Regions from separate parts of the Homo sapiens genome. Here region 1 is linked to region 2. Evidence: chromatin loops called from intact Hi-C (ENCODE). Cell type or tissue: Caco-2. All regions are shown on one strand. Each heading gives the region's core, and the rest is flanking DNA. Links, peaks and the distances in the headings are about the cores only. Region 1 overlaps PTPRQ (protein tyrosine phosphatase receptor type Q). Region 2 overlaps OTOGL (otogelin like).

Region 1 (11,202 bases), core at 1,923-9,922, 410 kb before region 2:
AAATTTCAAGATGATCTAAAAGTAGGCAAGGAATAAAACAAATTGTGTCTGTATATGTCTCTGTGTATGTATATGAACTCATGCATACATTTCTGTCCAAATATAGGGAATTTAGAATTAAGACATAAAATGCTATTAGCTTTTAGTAATACTTGGTTAAAATGCATGAGAATTTTAAACAGGTAAACAATTATTTCTGTCTTTTGTCCTTAAAATTTGCTTTTCCATTTTAAATTCATAATCATATAGCTTTTTTTTAGGCAGAGTTATCTCTTTATATATCACTGTTCTTTTACTTTTAATGTGCATTTTCTTTCTCTTTTATGTCTGAGTTTCTACTATTATTGTGCAAACTTCTTGGTTATTTACATATTTTAATTTAATAGTACTTGTATTATAGCAGAAAATAGGTAATTTCAGTTCTCAAAATTTATTTTTGTTGAGATGTCAAACAATCTCACAAAAAGATATGGGAAATGTCATGTGTACACAAACTGCAATATTTTTAAATGCCAAGTTCATAAACTGACATTGTCATTTGGGTAATTAACTGAAGCTACGGATTCTTACACTGATATTGTATGTATGTCCACCTTTTAGTCCTTCTAGCATTGCAATGACGAATGTGTTGGTTTTCTGTATAATACTGAGGTTGTGAATCTGGACAGCAGTAGGATCATCTTCTCGGTAAACCAGAGCTTGATATACTTGGATATTTCCATTAGGTTGAGAAGGAGGAAGGAACGTTAATTGAAATTTTGTAACTTCATCTGGTATCTTCTGAAATGTCATGTTGTTAGGTGGGTCCTTTGGGGCTAAAATAAAATATTTAACAATTAATTTTTAAAAATATTGTATTCCTTTTTATCTCCACATAAATTTATTTGCTTTGAACTTCTGTTTTTAAAGAGTATTCCACAAATTAAACCATATAAACTGCAAAAACTAGCAAAATGACTGACGCATTATAGAATCATTGACATCTGTAATTCACAGCAACCATAATGGTGATCCAGTTTGTTTGTTTTATATGCACTTATTTTTACACAGAATGTGTTTCTATGACATTTTAATCTTTTGTTTGTTTTCGAGACAGGGTCTCCCTTTGTCACCCTGACTGGAGTGCAATGGCATGACAATTTAGAGTCAAAAGAAGTGGCAAAAACAGGACATACCATTTAACTTTCTCCCAGTTTTCCCCATTGGTAATATCTTATGTAACTGGAGTTTATATGAAACCAGGAAACTGATATTGGTACAATACTGTTAATGCTACAGACTTTATCCCAATTTCACCCCTTTCCATGTTTTGTTATACTTTTATGCAATTTTGTCTTCTGTATAGATTCCTTTAACCACCACCGTAAACAAGATATAAAACTATTACATCACCCTAAAGAAACTCTCTCCTAGTATCCTCTTTTATTTGCAGTATATGCTTCTTCACAACACTAATAACTCTTCCTCTGTATAGTTTTGTCATTTTGAAAATGACAATAGCACAATGGCCTTGAGGTCCATCAAGGTGGATACTACATGTATTAATAGTACATTCTTCTTTTTATTGCCGAGTAGTGTTCCATTTTGTGGATGTAGCAGAGTTTGTTTAATCATGGAAAAACATTTGGGTTGTTTCCAGTTTTCATTATTACTAATAAAACTGCAATCAATCTTGGTGACAGATGTTTGTGTGAGCATAATTTTTCAATTCTCTGTGATCAGTGCCCAAGAGTGTGACTACTGGGTCACACAGTAATTTCATGTTTAGTTTTATAAGTGGCTGCAAAATTATTTTCCATTGTGGCTATTCCATTTTACATTCCTACTAGCAATGTATGAGAGGTCCAGTCTTTCTGCATCCCTTGCCAGCATTGGGTATCATCGCCATATTTTAAATTATTACCTTATCTGTTCTAGTACATAGACAATAATACCTTATTGTGGCTTTAATTTGCATTTTCCGAATGGCTAATGGTATTGAAAACTTATGTTGTCATTTTTTGTTTGTTTGTTTGTTTTACCAACAATGTCTCCTTTGTGGTGAAATGTCTGTTCATGTCTTCTGCCAATTTTCTAATTGGATTTTTTTAAATTGCTGGGTTTTAAGAGTTCTTTATATAGTATAAATATTTTAGTTTATTTTAGATAAATAACAGCTTAACATATGACAAGCTAAGCACCAATACATTATTAAAATATGTATGAGGATAAAAGTTATTTTATGAATAAAGGAGCTACTTCTTGATGCATAACATAATTAGTGTTCTTTATATAAGTGACTGATTGAATGACTATATCTATTTTGTTCAACTTGAAATAGTTATATCCTTCCATACTAAGTAAAGAATTTCCATGAAGAAATGTAATATTTGGCTGTCAACAGTTCAGATATTCAAGCTTCATTATCTTGCAAAAAATGTAAATAAATTAACAGCAAAGAATAAAAGAGAGAGAAGCAGATAAACGTACTATTGTGTCAAATATTTCATTTTAAATGGAAAAATGCAAAGCTAAAATAAAGGTTAAGTTGGTTCAAGAGAGATATTTTTGCATTTGTTACTACACGTTTTTATGCTGTGTCATAAATATATTTTCTTATGAGATGTTTCTCTAAATTTAGGATGTGATTTTAAGTCAGATAAACCAAGGAATTCTCTCAATGTTGTAAAAAATTTCCTAGTACCCAGATTTTTGGTTATACACATAAAATTCTACTCTTAGAGATTTAGTAAAAATGTATTAAATTGTGATATCCTTGAAACAGATAGCACATTAAGATTTGACAAACAATGCTTTATGGTATAAATGTGAGTACATTCATCATATCTTTCCTCACAGGTAGGAGGGATTGAGAAGTAAAAAGCATAATCAGAAAATAGATACCTGTGATACTTGGCAGACGAATAGGAACAAATGGAATTTTAGGATGCTGATAATAAAATTTACCTTTTAATTTAGAACCATAACTTTACAGACAAAATGCATAGAGAATATAATGTAACGAAAAAAACTAGCTGTAAAAAAATTTTACTTCCTATACTTACCTTACAGATAGCAACAAATAAACTATAGCAACATATCCCTTCATCTGCTTTTTCCAATGATATATCTGGTGGCAAAGAACATCAGGAGTCTGAAGGAGGATGGGGCAAGCAAGTTCTGGGATGTTGATTTCCAAATTTATTTCTTATTGGTTACAATCTTATTATTCATTCAGACCCTGTTCATAAGAACTTGAGGAAATCTGTATGTATTCTGACATTTATCAAAGAGTTATATAATAAGACATATATTACTTGACTAAGGGAAGACAACAGCTGTGATAAATGTGAGCTGGATTCTACTTTCGAATTCCAGATTATTTAATACTCACAGAGTATTACAAGTTTAATATTCATTCAAATAATGGGACAGAAATAATTGAAATAGAATTTTAGTTGAAGTGTTATTGGATATAGACAGTTGGAAATATTATCTCTTAGGCAAGCTTACTTAATTTCTGAAACAACTAGCAGATTAAATAAGTGCAAAGAAATACAGCGGATACCTTTAATTGTTGCTGTATTTACAAGGATTGAATATTCTACATAACTCCTCTTTACCTCAAAAATATAAATAGAAATCTTCCTTTTTGTCAGTTGCAGAGAGTCACTAATTTTTTTGTTTATATGCTTTAAAAACTTCTCATAACACATATCCTTTTTTGGTGGAGTATGATGAACTGTAAGAAAGCCAGCTAAATCTCAGTCAATTTTTAGCAAGGTTGAGAAATTCTCCTTACCTGATTCTAAAGTAGTAACAATCATTTCAGCACTTGACTTCCCTTCTACATATGCAGCACTAATGTTCCCAGTAAATGCAGTGATCACTACAGAATACCTTGTGAATATTTCTAAATCTTTAATTTCTATGGTTTTATTTTCTTCATTTGACTTGATGAAGGATATATTAAATTCATCATTATCTACCTATAGGAAAATATAAGTAAAAATTAAGGAAGCAGCACTTGAAATCTGAGTCACCAAAACATAATAATACAAAGCTACGTGAGATGTATTTATCTAGCCAAATTTGTATTTATTTATTTTACAATCAGATTGCTCTGGGAAATCTAAAGTGCTATTATAACAGCTTACTAATTATTAATTATTTTAATAGTTGAAAGTAAAAGAAAAAAGACAAACCAGCCAACCGTGATTAACCAACCCATTAAATAAATAAGCAAAAATCATCTTTGCAGTCAATGAAACTCTACTTTTGACTCCAATATTTTGTAGAAGAAAGCATAGAGGTTTTGGTACCTAATCACACAGGCCTCAAATCCCAAATTGGCCACTTATAGCTCCTGTAGTATTTGAGAAACCACCTACACAGTCTAGTCTTTCAATGCATGTAAAATTGGGCTAATAACAACTATTTACAGTGTTTCACTGAGATTTAGAAAGGACAAATCTAAAGTAGTTGGCACATAGATTTCAATATTTTTTCACCATTACCCACAAAAGGAAACACTCTTTGTAACATAATTCAGAAGATAAGACTGATAGATATAAAATATATACGTATCTTATGACTGTAACACATTTTTCAGAAATACACCATCTTTCTGAAGTACACTTTGATATTTTCTGCTCTTTTTAACTTTATTCCACCTCATTTAAAAATTCTGATGATGGCTGCAGTTTGAAAAACTCTGATTTAGTACTATGTGTAGCACTGGATAGTAATTAATTGTGGATGTCATAATTATTAATGTGCATAAATGAGTGTCTTTAGGCATATGAAATGTAGCTATATGATTTGTTCAAACATAGTCTGTCCTTTATGGAGGTTCTGGCCTATTCACTCCAGATATTAAACATAACTAAACTTGCTAGCACTAAGTAGAAGGGCTTTTCCCAAGATAACCATGAGAAAATTCAAAATCCTATCATACATACTACTTTCAGGTATCTTAATTGAAACACTTAAAACCAGGTTTTATACACAGTGAACACTATTAAGTCCATTTTCAACTTGACCTTCCCTTATAACTTTGAAATATTTTTTGTTTGGTTGGTTGGTTCAATGTATTCTTTTAATGCTCTTTGCTAAGAACATATTTTATTGATAATATGGCGAAACACACATTGATTTGCATATGGTATAACTATATTGTAAATGTTGTCCTGGAAACTCATTTATAGAGATGTTTGCTGAGGTAATGTAAATAAAATTAACTCAATTTTTTTTTAAAAAAAAGATGTTGCTATAAAAAAAGAAAAAAAAGAAACATAGTAAAAGGATGATATAAATAATACTATCGTTGCATACAGTCAAATAGATCATTCCCACCTTAAGACAGAGCAGTGGACAGAAATGCCCCACTTCTCGAAAATGGAAGAAAAACAAATCAGCGTAGAAATCCTATTGATCAGGAATATATGCCACTGGCAGAAAATGTGTATTTAACTAGTTGTTAACATTTGAATATCACATAAAAATATGCTTTTTGTAATTTTCCTTAAGACTAGGCTTAATTTCATGCTGAAAAAATATTATTGAGAGGTGCAGAGATGGGTAACTATTGACCTCTGTAAAGGGGCCTGGGTCCCATTCATTGGAGCCCCACTCAATTGGCTTCACTTTGACTACTGGTTCATGTCACTTGTCTTTTATAGCTATTTGAATTCTGATTTTATAGAGGTAAGGTGACTTCCTCAGGGTTACTTAGTAGCAGAGGAAGGATTTGAGCCCAGGTCTTTCAAGAGTCCATAGAATTCTACACTTCCACAAGGTCACTGGGTTTGATCTTATAAATTTAACTATTTATAATTTATAAATTATAAATTTATAATTTATAAGTATAATTTATAAATTATACTCTTCCAATGCCTTCCATTAAAACAATAGATAACAAATATCAAGTCGCAAAATATGACATGGCACGCATATATTATATCTTTAAAAGTATTTAACAAAATTTGAAAGGAATTCTCGGTCCTCAAATTTGGCAGTACAAAAGATCATCATTACCTTTCTTTATTAAACCTACTACACCTTTGTTGTTGTTAGCTATTACTTGTCCACTTACCCAGGACTGAAATCACATCTTTCTGACTCATTTTCCTTCAATCAATTCCAAGTTTGTTTGCTCATATTGTACTTGATAATCTATTGTTATAAAATGTCTTTCATCATTTTTGAAGTGTTACTTTATATTCATTATCAGCAATTAGACTCTGGTTCTCCTCTTCCTGCCCCACTTCCTATTTTTTTTCTCTTCCTACCCCGCCTCCACCCTTTCCCATCTTGTGTACCCCTATTCATTCGTCAAGTCCTAGAATATATTTAACCTGCTCTATGAAGTCTCCTTTATCTTCTATTCCTCCCATAACAGGAACTTTAATTATTTTGTTACCTTATATTCCCCACAAAACTTCATACCTCAAACTCTATAATTAGCTGTTTCTATTCCAGTGTGTACCACTAGGGTGTGAGCTACCTGACAGCAGAGCTTTATGTTTTTCATCCTTGTCTTGATGCACAGAAGCTACTCATAACAATTTGTTCAGTCAAAGAGTAAAAGGAACAATGAAAATGATCCTAAATGCATTAATTTCCAGCAGAATCATCTAGGATGATATTTACATTTTATTAAGATTGACAATTTTTGTTTACACTTTTAAAGTTAAGAGTTTTATCGGTGTGGCTAGTATTTTGTAGAAGACAGGCTGCACAATAAGTCCCAAGTGCAATGCTATGTATTCTTCCTTAGTCTGGGAACCAGTGATTCTTGAATGTTGATAATTACATATTAATGAAATGAGCTGCAGAAGTGCTTTATCAGAGTTGTTCACTTCTACATATCCAGCACCTAGCACAGTTCTGGTACATTGGAAGTATTTTAAAATGTGTGAGGAAGGAAGGAAGGAAGTAAGGGAAGGAGGGAGGGTGGGAGGGAGGAAGGAAGGAAGGAAGGAAGGAAGGAAGGAAATACCTCTACTTAATTCCAAGAATCCTAAAGAAACTGTGAATTACTAGGTTCTATCTGAATCTGTTCTTGCTATTGTTGATCTAAAGGAGTTTTGGTGAGGCTATATTTATGTTGGCGAATTTTATTTGTTATTTAATGACCTTCCCTTTCTCCTGTCAAACCATTGTTGATCTGTTAGTTTTAGCCAAGTCTTAGCTCTGTGAGAAGTTATTCACCGTCTCTGTTCCTTAGATTTCTTTTATGCAAAATGAAGGTAATAATGTTTATATGAAAATATTGCTGGATAACATATAATAAGATAATGAATAGGAAGAGATGAACATGTAACTTGTAGAAAATAAGCAATTAAAATATTTGTTATCTTCCCATTCTACCCTCTTTCCCTTGCTCACTTTGAAACTCAGCAAGAAGGCTACAAGAATGAGATTACAAAATCACTTCTTAATATGTTTTATTTTTTTTGTTCCTTTAAGCAGAATTTCCAAGGGAGAACTATTTTCATTAATAAAGTGCCTTTCATTTGACAGAGTAAAGCTTTATCATTTTATAATTTGTTTTTAATGCATATTCCCAGGGCATTCATCATTCGTGCTAATTATTTTTGGCTAATTACATACTAAAATCTTCACAAATATGCTCTACAAAAGGAACAGAAAATAGAGACTGAATTGGAGAACAAATACATCAACAATTCTTTCAATTTTATTTTAATGATGACAGGTCTTTTGAGATAGAAGCATTATATCTCCATTTAAGGAATACTACAAAGACATAATAAAATTATAAAGTTGGTCAAGAGACAGAGAGAAAGGAGGAGAAATCACTATGCTATACAATTTAATGCATAAGATGCTATTAGAAAACTGTGTTCATCAGGCCCAGCAAAACCCAAGCAGGGTGCAAAGGAAATACTTCCAGTCTTTATTCTGGCTAACAGTTCTGCATTATTGACATCATTGAGCATCCTATCTTATATGAAGGGTTTGACTTTCATACCTGGATTTCCATCCAAATGGCTATCTACTCCCATTCAGTCTCTTCAATGGCCTCTTATTTAAGTGTTGATAGTCCCCAGGGTGCTGTCCTTAGGTTGTCATCTTACTTTGCACATTCCATAGTGAATCTCATTCACTCTTATAATTTTGACTATCTTCTAAATACTAACATTACCCAAATCTGGAAATCCAGAATTTCTCTCCTGAGCTCCAGATCCATATTTAATACTGCCAATGGGTGTATTGACCTGGAGGACTGCCACATATTTCAAACTCAGTGTGTCTAATACTGAACTCATTCCTTTCCTCTACAGATCTGTTCCTCCTCATAATCTTCTGTCATATAACTTACAATCATCCTTAATTATCCTACTCACTCACCATCATGAGTTAGTTGATTTTTCACCAAATTCTATAGGTTTAGATTATTTTTCATTCGTTCTCTTGCTACATTTCCTCTGTTCTTTTTCCTTGCCCTTTTATAGTTTCCTGTCTCCTTGCCTGATTTTACACCCCCCATACTGCTCTCAATCTATCCTCTACACTGCAACCATGCCTATGTTATACAGTAGAAATCTGTATCACCAACTGGCACCCCACTGCCCTTAACATAAAACCCTAACTCTGTAACTTGTTGTATAGTCAGCCTCTGGATCTAGCCTCATCTCTTAGAACTTATTTTTTTTAATGCTATAGCCTGGGATTGCCAAAAGACTTGATTTTTCTTGAATGAGGCTTACTTTTTTACACCCCTATTCCCATTTACCTTTTATGTTCTGCTTCACTTATTTTTCAAGACTTAGCTCTGATGTTATTTTATCTGGAAGATATTTCTCCTAATGCCTTCTCTCTTCTCATTTTGTATTATGAATTACTTTCTACCGTACTGTAAACCAGATATTTGTATTACTACCAATTTAACCACTTGTATGTGTGTATATATACATACATATATATACACATTCTATACACTGATAAAACATATTATAATAATGTTACTAATATCTTATATTTATTGAGCATTTACCATATCTCAGGGAATGTTCCAAGTTCTTTATGCATGTTAACTGATTCAGTCCTCATACCCTGTTTACTATTATTAATCTTTACAGATGTAGACATTGAAACACAAACAAGTAAAGTAATTTTCCTACTGTCTAACAGAGCCAAAATTCAAATTCAAATAGTCTGGTTCCAAATCTTGTATTATTAACCATTTTATACTGGCTTTTACAGAAGGTAAGACATGCCTTACCGATTTGACATCAATCAGATAACATGTTGGTCCAGTAATGACAGCAGGTTCACTCCAGCTTATGCTGATGCTAAAAGGTGATGTTGCTACTACATGAACATTTTCAGGAGGACCATCTGGAGCTATGACAATAGAAAATTAATTATCTAGCTACATTAGAATTAGTACTTGCTACAGCACAATAATAGAAAAGACCATGAAAAATGGATAGTCATAATAAATTAATTTTAATTTTACATTAATTTATATTTCACAGAGTGCTAAAGGCATTACCAAATAAAAAGATCCAATTCTTTAAAATTAGTTACTCTAGATGAACAACTTCCACATGAAAACTTAATTAATTAAAATCATAAGTTCATTATTTTAAAACTTGAAATAATATTTTGAAAGGAAAGCATTACTATTGCTAAAGTAAACCTTTTTAAGCAAATATTTTTATTTTAAAACAGTTAACCTAGCAATGCTGTTTTAAGAAAACCCTTGCAGAAACGTAGTATTTGACTACAGAGAGATAGAGAAGCACAGCTGAAAATTAAAACTGGTATAATGAAAGTATACATATATTGTTTTACAAATGTAAATTGAGTTGATTTTATTGTTTTCACTGAGGGTGGAGAATATGAAATGGTTATTCAATTGTTCTGATCTATTATTAGAAATGCAATCTTCAAATATTTCTTGAATTCCTTATGACTCCAATTAAATTCTTTAATTTGTTCTACTTTCTTAATTTGTCCTACTTTGTTATTTTTTCAGTAACGCAAAACAAGAGACAATATCTTAAAAATGTTTCTGTTTAAAATCCTTATGTGTACAATTTCAATTTGTGAAGCCACTGGGAATTAGGAGAGATAATAGTATGCAGGGAAAGATTTAGCCACAGTTAATTTCACACAGACATTAACCTAAGAACACTGCTGCACACACCTCTGTCCTCCTGGGGCCCCTAGTCAATTCTAATGATATTAAATATTGAGAGATAAGTATTTCCCAATATTTTCAATTTTTAAATACATATGGGCAAACATTATTGAAAAAGTACTATCCCACAGATCCGGAGAAGATATAATCAGGAAGATGAAATATTCCTTTCCTCAAATAACTCATAATCTAGCAAGAATACAAGTTGTATGATCTTGGTGAAACACCAAAATGTTTGGACCTCAGTTTCCCCATCATATGAATATTTTATAGTGCTTTAAAAGAAATTATGAAAACAAAGTATGTAAAAGTGGCTAGTTCAGTATTTGCCACATTGTTGTCAATTACCAAGGTATCATAAAAGATAAAGATAAGGGATAAATAGAAATAAATAACATATAATCTACAATGAGAGAGCAAAGTGATGATACAGATGGGGCAGGGTTGCAAGGTAAAGATGCACAGTGAAGGTGGGAATTGCACTAGTCTTTGATAGATGAGAAGGATAGAGCAGGGTTAGGGGCACTTCTGTGATAAGGGGAGGATCATAGAAAAGCCACAAAGACATAAACAACAGGACCCACAGACAGATAGAGTTGTATTGCTGTAGAATTGCTTATCTTGGTAATGTTATTATTTTACAAGTAAAAAATAAATTACTCTAGGAAGGAGTCAATAAACTTCACCAGATTTCCAAAGGGATTCATGGTACAAAAAAAGATTCAGAATCCCTAAATCCAAGAAACAGAACTATCACAGAGAGACCAGTATTTATGGAGGAATAAAAATGTACAAGCCCAAGTAGTAATTTAGGAATTAAGCTAGAGAGTACCTGATTGTTACGTTAAAGAATTTGGAGTTTATTCTTTAAATAGTGGGATTCCGCTGAGGTTTTTGAGAAAAGAATTATTTTTCCATTGATTTAGGAAGACAACTCAGGTAACTATGAAAAAGTTAAGTTATTTGAAAAACACTGAGTGTAGATAAGCTCTTTCCAAAAGGCCAAGTAAAACATGAGATCCTAAATAAGAATAGTGACAGAAGGGATAGAT
Region 2 (8,000 bases), core at 1-8,000:
TTTCATATAGACAAGAGAGAACAGAGACTCCTAGAAGCAGGCAGAGAGAAAAAGACAAGTGATCATGAAAATTATTAATAATTATTAATATAAGTTCTGAGATATTTATTATGAGTAAAACCATACATTAGATGGTATGAATTCTATACAAATAAAACTTACACAAATCATCTATTAAACTAATTCAATGGGCACTATTATTCCATTGATAAGCAGAAGAAATAGCTCAATGAATAAGATGGCCTCTCTCTTCAAAGATTACAATTCAGTGAGGAAAACAACATTAAAATCATGATAAAAATAATCATTCAACTGCAATTGTGTGTTATTAAAGAAAAATACAAGATGCCCTGAAAGGGCCTTGCAGGAAAGGGGAGGATCTAGAAGGTCTTCTAGGAAAGGGTTTTAAACTGAGAACTGGAGTTAGCCAGAGAACCAAGATTCTACTAAGCAGAGAAAATAGCTTATGTCAATGTTTTAAGAAGGAAAAAGCATGGTAGGTTTGAGGAAATAGAAGACCTACTGTGACTGGAGCAAAGTAAGCTAGGGAGAGAATTGCACAAGGCTGGGATGTGGGTATAGCAAAGTGAGGTCATTCAAGTGCTTTGGGCCATTGTAAGATTTTGAACTTCATCCCAATAACAGAAGCTAAAGGCAAGTTTGAAGCAAAGGAGTAATATAAACAGGATTGTGTGCATGCATATATGTACACATATACAAATATATTGCACATAAATATGCACACGCATATTACAGGTTATGTATATTTTAATTTCAAGATCACTCAGTATTCAAGGAGAACAAGGCTAAATGGAGGAAAACAGCCACAGGAAACCACTGTAGTTCACAAGAGATGATAGCTATTTGGTCTAGGATGGAAGGTATGGAATTGAGAAAAGAAACTAATTCAAAACAGATTTCAGAAACAGAGTAATAGAATTTGCTAGTTAATCAGGCATGGGGCATGAGGTGAAAGAAGATGTAAAGGATAATGTTTTCTGGCACAACTAATTAAGTTGATGGTGATGTCATTTACTGAGATAGGAAACATCAGAGAAGATTCAGGTTTGGATAGATGTGAAGTCCATGGAGAGTTGTTTTGTTTATTTATTTAGAAGGATACAGGTTGTTATTATTATTATTATTATTATTTGGAGATGGAGTCTTGCTCTGTCGCCAAGCTGGAATGCAGTAGCATGATCTCGGCTCACTGCAGCCTCCAATTCCTGGGTTCAAGCCATTCTCCTGCCTCAGCCTCCCAGGTAGCTGGGATTACAGGCACGTGCCACCATGCCCAGCTAATTTTTGTATTTTATTAGAGATGGGGTTTCACCATGTTGGCCAGGATGGTCTCAATCTCCTGACCTCATGATCCGCCTGCCTCGGCCCCCCAAATGCTGGGATTACAGGCATGAGCCACCGCACCCAGCCAGGTAATTATTTTTAAACTGATAGGAAGCTTACCACAAATAGGGAGATATTGAAGACACAGATAAAAGAGGATACTCAAAAGAGAACCATTCTTGAACAGCAGAAGAGACTTCTCTGAAAAAGCTTCTACTCCAGGGGGTGAGAGAAGTTAAGCATATGTAACGGGGAGAATATTTTAAGTATATCAATATGTCCTTCTCTTTTGCAATTTCTTGTGGCCTGCTCCCACAAATCTTCCTTGGGGATTTAGATGATTTTGGCCAGAAAACAAAGAGGAAGAAAGGAATATATAATAATCAGCTTCAAACATACAAAATGAAGTATTTTACCTGTAAAAAAAAAATAGAAAGTTTGAAAGCCAAAGAAAGAAATTTTTATACTACTTATGTCCCCCTTGTACATATTAAGAGGAAAGATTGAGGGACTAGATCTTAGGGTTTCATACGATAGAGTCCCCAGTGAGGAAAGAGGAGAATGGAGTTCAACCCCATCGCTCACATCCAGAGGGACTGTGGGAAGGAGAAAGATGCCACCACACGCCTCTGCGGGCTGCCTTGGAGAGCTGAACTCGACTCATCTCTTTGCTTATCCATACTTTGTTTCTGCCATTAGAGTGCCTTTTGTGGAATCGGCTTTCCTGCCTCTGCTTCAGAGCTGTAAGAGGGCCTCTGAATTAAGAATCACCTCGGTAGCAGAAGTCTGCAGGCTGAATAGCATGGTCAGGGATTCATAGACAGATTTCAGTGGTGTTGACAAAAATAGCCGAACTCTATAAATTATTTAAAAAGATTTATTCTGGCCAGGCACGGTGGCTCATACCTGTAATCTCAGCACTTTGGGAGACTTGAGGTCGGGAGTTCAAGACCAGCCTGGCCAACATGGTGAAACCCTGTCTCTACTAAAATGCAAAAATTAGCCGGGCATGGTGGCAGGTGCCTGTAGTCCCAGCCACTTGGGAGGCTGGGCCAAATATGAGTGACCATGGCCATGACACAGCCCTCAGGAGACCCTGAGAACAGGTACACAAGGTGGTTGAGACAAAGCTTGGTTTTATACATTTTAGGGAGACATGAGCCATCAATCAAATACATTTAAGATATACATTGGTGCAGTCCAGAAAGGTGGGACAACTTGAAATGGCGGGCTACCAAGTTATAGGTAGATTTAAAATTTTTCTGATTGGCAATTGGCTGAAAGAGTTATTATCAATAGAAAGGAATGCCCAGATTACATAAGAGGTTGTGGACACCAAAGTTGTATCATGCCAATGAAGCCTCCAGGTAGCAGGCTTCAGAGAAAATAGATTGTAAATGTTTCTTATCAGACTTAAGGTGTGTATTGATGTTAAGTACTGGTTGGCTTTTCCTGAATTATAAAATGGAGGAGGGCATAATGAGGCATGTCCGACCACCCCCTTCCCCTCATGGCCTTAACCAGTCTCAGGTTAAATTTGGAAGGCCCTGGCCTAGAGGAGGAAATCCAGTTAGACTTCTCACAAAGCCAGTAAGAGCTGATATAGAGCCCTAAATCATCAGAGAAAATAACTGGAACAAAGCAGGGGTTACAGTGGCTTTCATCAGCAGCTGCAGATATCAGCAGAGCCCTAGGGAGAAGACCATTTGTATAGCAAAGGTCCTCAGCCTAAGGAGAAGCCCAGAGCAGACACCTGCAGCAGAGACCAACATGCCTCCGGGGAACGATGTCCAGGTGGAAGAACCAGTCTCCCTAAGACAGACAAGAACAAGTGAAACCCCCTCCACTTCCCACACCTAGGGGCCAGCAGGCAAAGGACTGGAATTCTGAAAGACATTTACCTAAGTCATCCAAACAGAGCAGTGAATGACAGTCATAAGGTCAACTACAGAAAAATAAAAATAAAAACCTAATTGTTCATTGTACATCTTAGTGTAGCGTTAATAAATCTGAGACCCCGTCTACATTTATAAATAACAATATTATCACATCAACAATGATAGATGTCATGTAAGGTGCATAGTTGAAAGGCTGTAGATAGGATAACTGTCCCTGGGAAAAATTGCATTGACTGCATTTTAAACAGAGGGTACAAATTAAGCAATGGAGAAAAGGAGGGGGACTGTAGCTCAATGTTCATGGATACACCAAGGCTCACAGACACACCAAGATGCTCCCCATCTCATCCACCTGCACAGCAAACACTAGTGGCTCCAGAATCCACCTCCAGACCCCACTCACTTATTAGTAGAGAAAGAGCCAGATTGAACTCCCAATATTTGAAAGATGAAATCAAACCTTCAAGGATGATTTTTTGCATACCAGCTGGGCTGGACAAGACAGGCATGAACAGGCATGAGAATGTATTCATGATTTTAGATGACACAGTTCTCAAGAAAATCCCCTTTTTTGTTATGTTCAGTGATATTCTGGTAACCGTTTAACAACCTCCACTGGGGAAAGGGGAGGACCCTACTTTGTAGTGTTTGCAGATGTCCATGGTATAAATACTCCCACTATGGCCAATTTTAAGCTACTAATGTGATTTCAACCGGCTCACAAAATTCCTCCAAATTTAATAATGGGCATTCAGGAGCCACCAGGAGCTGGCTCCAGCACACCACTGTGACCCTTAAAGAGCCATGATAGGGCATTGTCTATATCAAAATCTAACTTGAGTGGGCCCCACAGACTGATAAGTTTTTACCTGGACTTCTATCTGAGTAATACACATTGTGATCTTCAAAAAGATGGCTCATTAATAAGTCAAATATTAGGCTGAATTAAATCATATAAGCTTCATTCTACTAACCAGCCTATTTTAACTCCTTGTCTGCCTTCATTCTACTAACCAGCCTATTTTATTTTTATTTACCTTGTGTATAGGAAATTGATTTCCCTTTAGCATGACCTTATATTCCATAAAGTAATCATTCTTCAATTGAGCTAGGAATCTGCCATTAACAAGTTGCTTTTTGCAAGTACAGAAAAGCCCTCTGCTGGCTCACTACTGAACGTCAGTGTGCATGCTCTCAGGCTGTTAACCATTCTTTTCCCTGCCTTGCTAAGCTGAGCCAAACTGCAAATTCTGTCTTAAAATGCTATTAAGATAAGAATGGCCTGTTTCTAGTAGATTTCATTGTTGACATATGAGACTTTTCAGTTTATAAATCACATAATGTTGAATCATTCCAAAGATTAGTTATAATAGCCTAAAGAAACTTATAAACATCAAGCTCCCTTTTAAAAATTGTATTCTGAGATATTAAAAAGGGAGAGAGGGAGGGAGGGTCCACTTGCTGGGTACATTAAAAGGAATTACATTTTTTTAAAATGAGGCTTTTGCAACACTTTTTCTAAGTAATAGGGTTAAGTCAAATGCTTTTTGAGAAGGAATTTGAAAGGGAAAAAAATTGTAAAGAACTCATTATTCCACTGTTATTTTAGTCTGATTCAAATATCATATGGCTTGTGGCTTGTACAATGTTTCCAGTTTGGTATTTATTTGCCCCTTTTCTGATTTCTAATAGGAAAACAAGCGAAAGTTTATTTTTTTAAATTTTAATATTTAAGATAAATCTGGGCAAAATAAATCAGTATTACTTTTATAATCAGAAAAAATAAATGTAAGTGCTACATTAAATATATTTTAGAGCGCTCTCTAGTATAATGTTATATAATGGAAAACTTTTTCTCATTTAGTCAACAAATGTTTATTACAGCAGTATTGTCAGATTCTTCTTTCTATAATTGAAAATTTGTCATGACTCAAAAGAATTAGAGCATAATATTCTGATTATGTTTTTGGTTATGGGATTAGAGTGTGTTTATTTTCCCTATATGAATAAGTCTTATATTACTCTTGGTGACTTATGGTGATTCTGTTGGGTGATTTAAATTTGCAATTAGAAGGTCTTGCTTCATTGATGGGCTAGGGAGTTTCTCAAGGTTCTTTGGTTGCAAGTATCGGAAGAAACTAACTCTGCCCAAGCATTAAGCAAAAAGGGGAATTATTGGGTTATTGGAGATCCCACAGAACTAGCAGGAAGGTTGAAGAATCATACTTAGTAAAATGAATATTAGGCTATCATCTAAAATAAATGAATTCCAACTGTTTCATATTTCCTTATAAAAACTCTGCTGAAGATCTGAAGTCCCTCGAGTGCCTGACTAGGTCACATGCCTAACGTTTGGCTATACAGGAGTATCTAGGGACCCCTCGGCTTCCTTTATTAGCTTTCCAAGATTCCATACACTTGGAGGAGTATAATTCCCAAAAGAAAATCAGTGTTGTTAGTCAGAGGCAGCTAAAACAACAAAGGTCCACTACACTGCTTATCCAATTTTGTTCTGTGCCATCACTAACTCCACTGATACAACAGAATGACAGCTACTTCTCTGGGTCTTGGCATCTTCTTTTGTAAAATGAGGCGGATGTGTCAGATGACTTCAAGCTTTCTATATTTCACATTCACAAATCCAATTTAGGCAGACACTGAAACCATCTTTGGAAAATGTTTCTGTCTAAACAAAAGGACTTTCCTTAACCCTTGTCATTCTCAGTCCTCACCATTCCTCCCTCTCAGTTATACTCACATCTTTAAAGAACATCCATAGCTTCCTGGCTCTTGCACATGTACCGCAAGCCTCCAAAACTCAGTGAATCTCACTTGGAAAACTTTTAAATCAAATGCATTTTACTCCAGCATATATGAGGATAAGTTACATTGTCTGAAATATAACATTTCCTTCATCAAAGAATGGATATTCCCAATAATATATGCTAACCTTATTATTATTATTATTATTATTACTTTTAGATGAAGTCTCACTCTGACACCCAGGGTGGAGTGCAGTGGCACAATCTTGGCTCACTGCAACCTCCAACTCCCAGGTTCAAGTGATTCTCTTGCCTCAGCCTCCCGAGTAACTGGGACTACAGGCATGCACCACCATGCCCAGCTAACTTTTGTATTTTTAGTACAGATGGGGTTTCACCATGTTGGCCAGACTGGTCTCGAACTCCTGACCTTGTGATCTGCCCACCACAGCCTCCCAAAGTGCTGGGATTACAGGTGTGAGCCACTATACCTGGCCTGCTTACCTTATTCTTAAGAATAAGGTTCTTTAAATTATGTTCTGTTTAAAATGAAGTTCTGAAGTTCCTTTCACAAAAATAAGAATTCTTTGTCTTAAAGAAAAAGCCTGCTGCTCCATCTAGAGGACATTTTATATTGTCCAATTGAAGGGACTTAGGGAGCCTAATCTAGATGTTCAATGTTCCAAATCTTGCTAAAAAATTCCACAATTTTCTCAAATTCAACTGATTCGGTTTTTTTTTTAGTATTTTCAATGAGCCCATACTATGTAAGAATGAAGAGGATATTTCCCTCATCTCTTAGTTTCAGCCAAAGATTATCTGAGTAGTAACCTTTATTTTTTCATGAAATATTTGGGTACATACTATATACTCACGGTACTTACTTCTGGGATTTTTATGATTTAAAAAATGATTTCTAACAACCACTTACTAGGTCTTAATCATTTTCATCAATTATCAGAATTTTTTTAATTTGACGGTATTTCCCCTAAATATACGAAGACATTGGACAAAAATACTCATGTTCTTTTTCACTTAGAATTACACAGCATTTTTCTCCAAAAAGACTTGCCTGTTAAGAGAGCATGCTATTTTTATTTTTAGTGACCAGAGTGGCAGTTGGGTAATGCTTCACAGCATCTTGGAGAAAATTCCTTTTTTTATGTAAAATCTAGGACCTTATTTTAGTGAAGCAATGTTTCCAGCATGGAAATTCACTTTTAACCACATGGAGGGCAAACATAGCCTCTATTTTCCCACAAACTTCTGTGAGAAAGTCAGATCACACGGTGAGAGCAAAGAAAGGGGGCTAGGAATAAGAAGCTGGAAGAGAATTCCATGGGGAGGAGGGGTCCCTGCCTGATCTTAGGCTATGGCCATCTCAGTCAGGGCAGGGTAGTTGACCATGACCGGACCAGCAGGCGGGGCCCCTCCTAGAACTGCACTGGTTTTGTCAGAGTTAGAAAATCAACCACACAGCAAAGTGTATGAGAACAGAAACAACTGCTGAGCAGAAAGTTTTGCTCTGAGGTCTGACTTGTCCTACTGATCTCATCAAAAAGTTTGCCATATGTCCTGTAGGTATTCAAGAGTGACAAAACAATGTATCCAAACATGGAAGTTACACAAGTCAGGGAAAGAAGAGGAGGAAAACAACAACAGTGGTTAGGATCAGTCTTGATACCTCTTTCACAATGTTCTACATATTCTTGAGATGAAAATACGATTCTTCTAAGGGATAGCTAATGTAATAACTTATAAGTGAATATGGATTTCTTGAAAGCAAAATTGAATGAAATATCGCTTAGAATTCTAAGTGATATTTCAATAAAATATAAATCTCATCTAATGCACCACAGTATGTAAAGCTGGTACAGCAGTCTCTAGTTCCTCTCTTGCCATTCACAAGAGAGCGAGATGATTTGTCCAAAGTCAGAGAGCTAGTGAGCAGCAAAGCTGAGCCCAGGACTGCCTTACGCTTGCTGATCCCCAGCCA

What was found. A loop is a pair of places that touch in the nucleus more often than their neighbours do. Peaks named below come from ENCODE experiments on the same cell type or tissue, not always from the same donor. Only the 100,000 strongest peaks of a DNase experiment are listed, where the experiment ranks them.
Region 1: a loop joins it to region 2, with 3 times the contacts of the local background. A loop is called at or near these places in 3 of 110 quality-filtered maps.

Annotation. Positions count from the first base shown.
Region 1 is chr12:80,603,205-80,614,406 of GRCh38, reverse strand. PTPRQ (protein tyrosine phosphatase receptor type Q) reads right to left here. Exons shown (of 45, transcript NM_001145026.2): 27 at 9,227-9,348; 28 at 3,782-3,968; 29 at 571-815. The region is part of intron 1 of LOC105369867 (a long non-coding RNA gene); the gene reads left to right. Among named protein-coding and RNA genes, the nearest start is that of MYF6, 99 kb to the left of the region's middle. In Caco-2, for the core only: a CTCF peak has its summit at 6,479; no DNase peak of the experiment used is centred there.
Region 2 is chr12:80,191,737-80,199,736 of GRCh38, reverse strand. The region is part of intron 1 of OTOGL (otogelin like); the gene reads right to left. Among named protein-coding and RNA genes, the nearest start is that of OTOGL, 96 kb to the right of the region's middle. In Caco-2, for the core only: a CTCF peak has its summit at 4,395 (motif pointing left); DNase peaks (open chromatin) are centred at 3,106 and 4,416.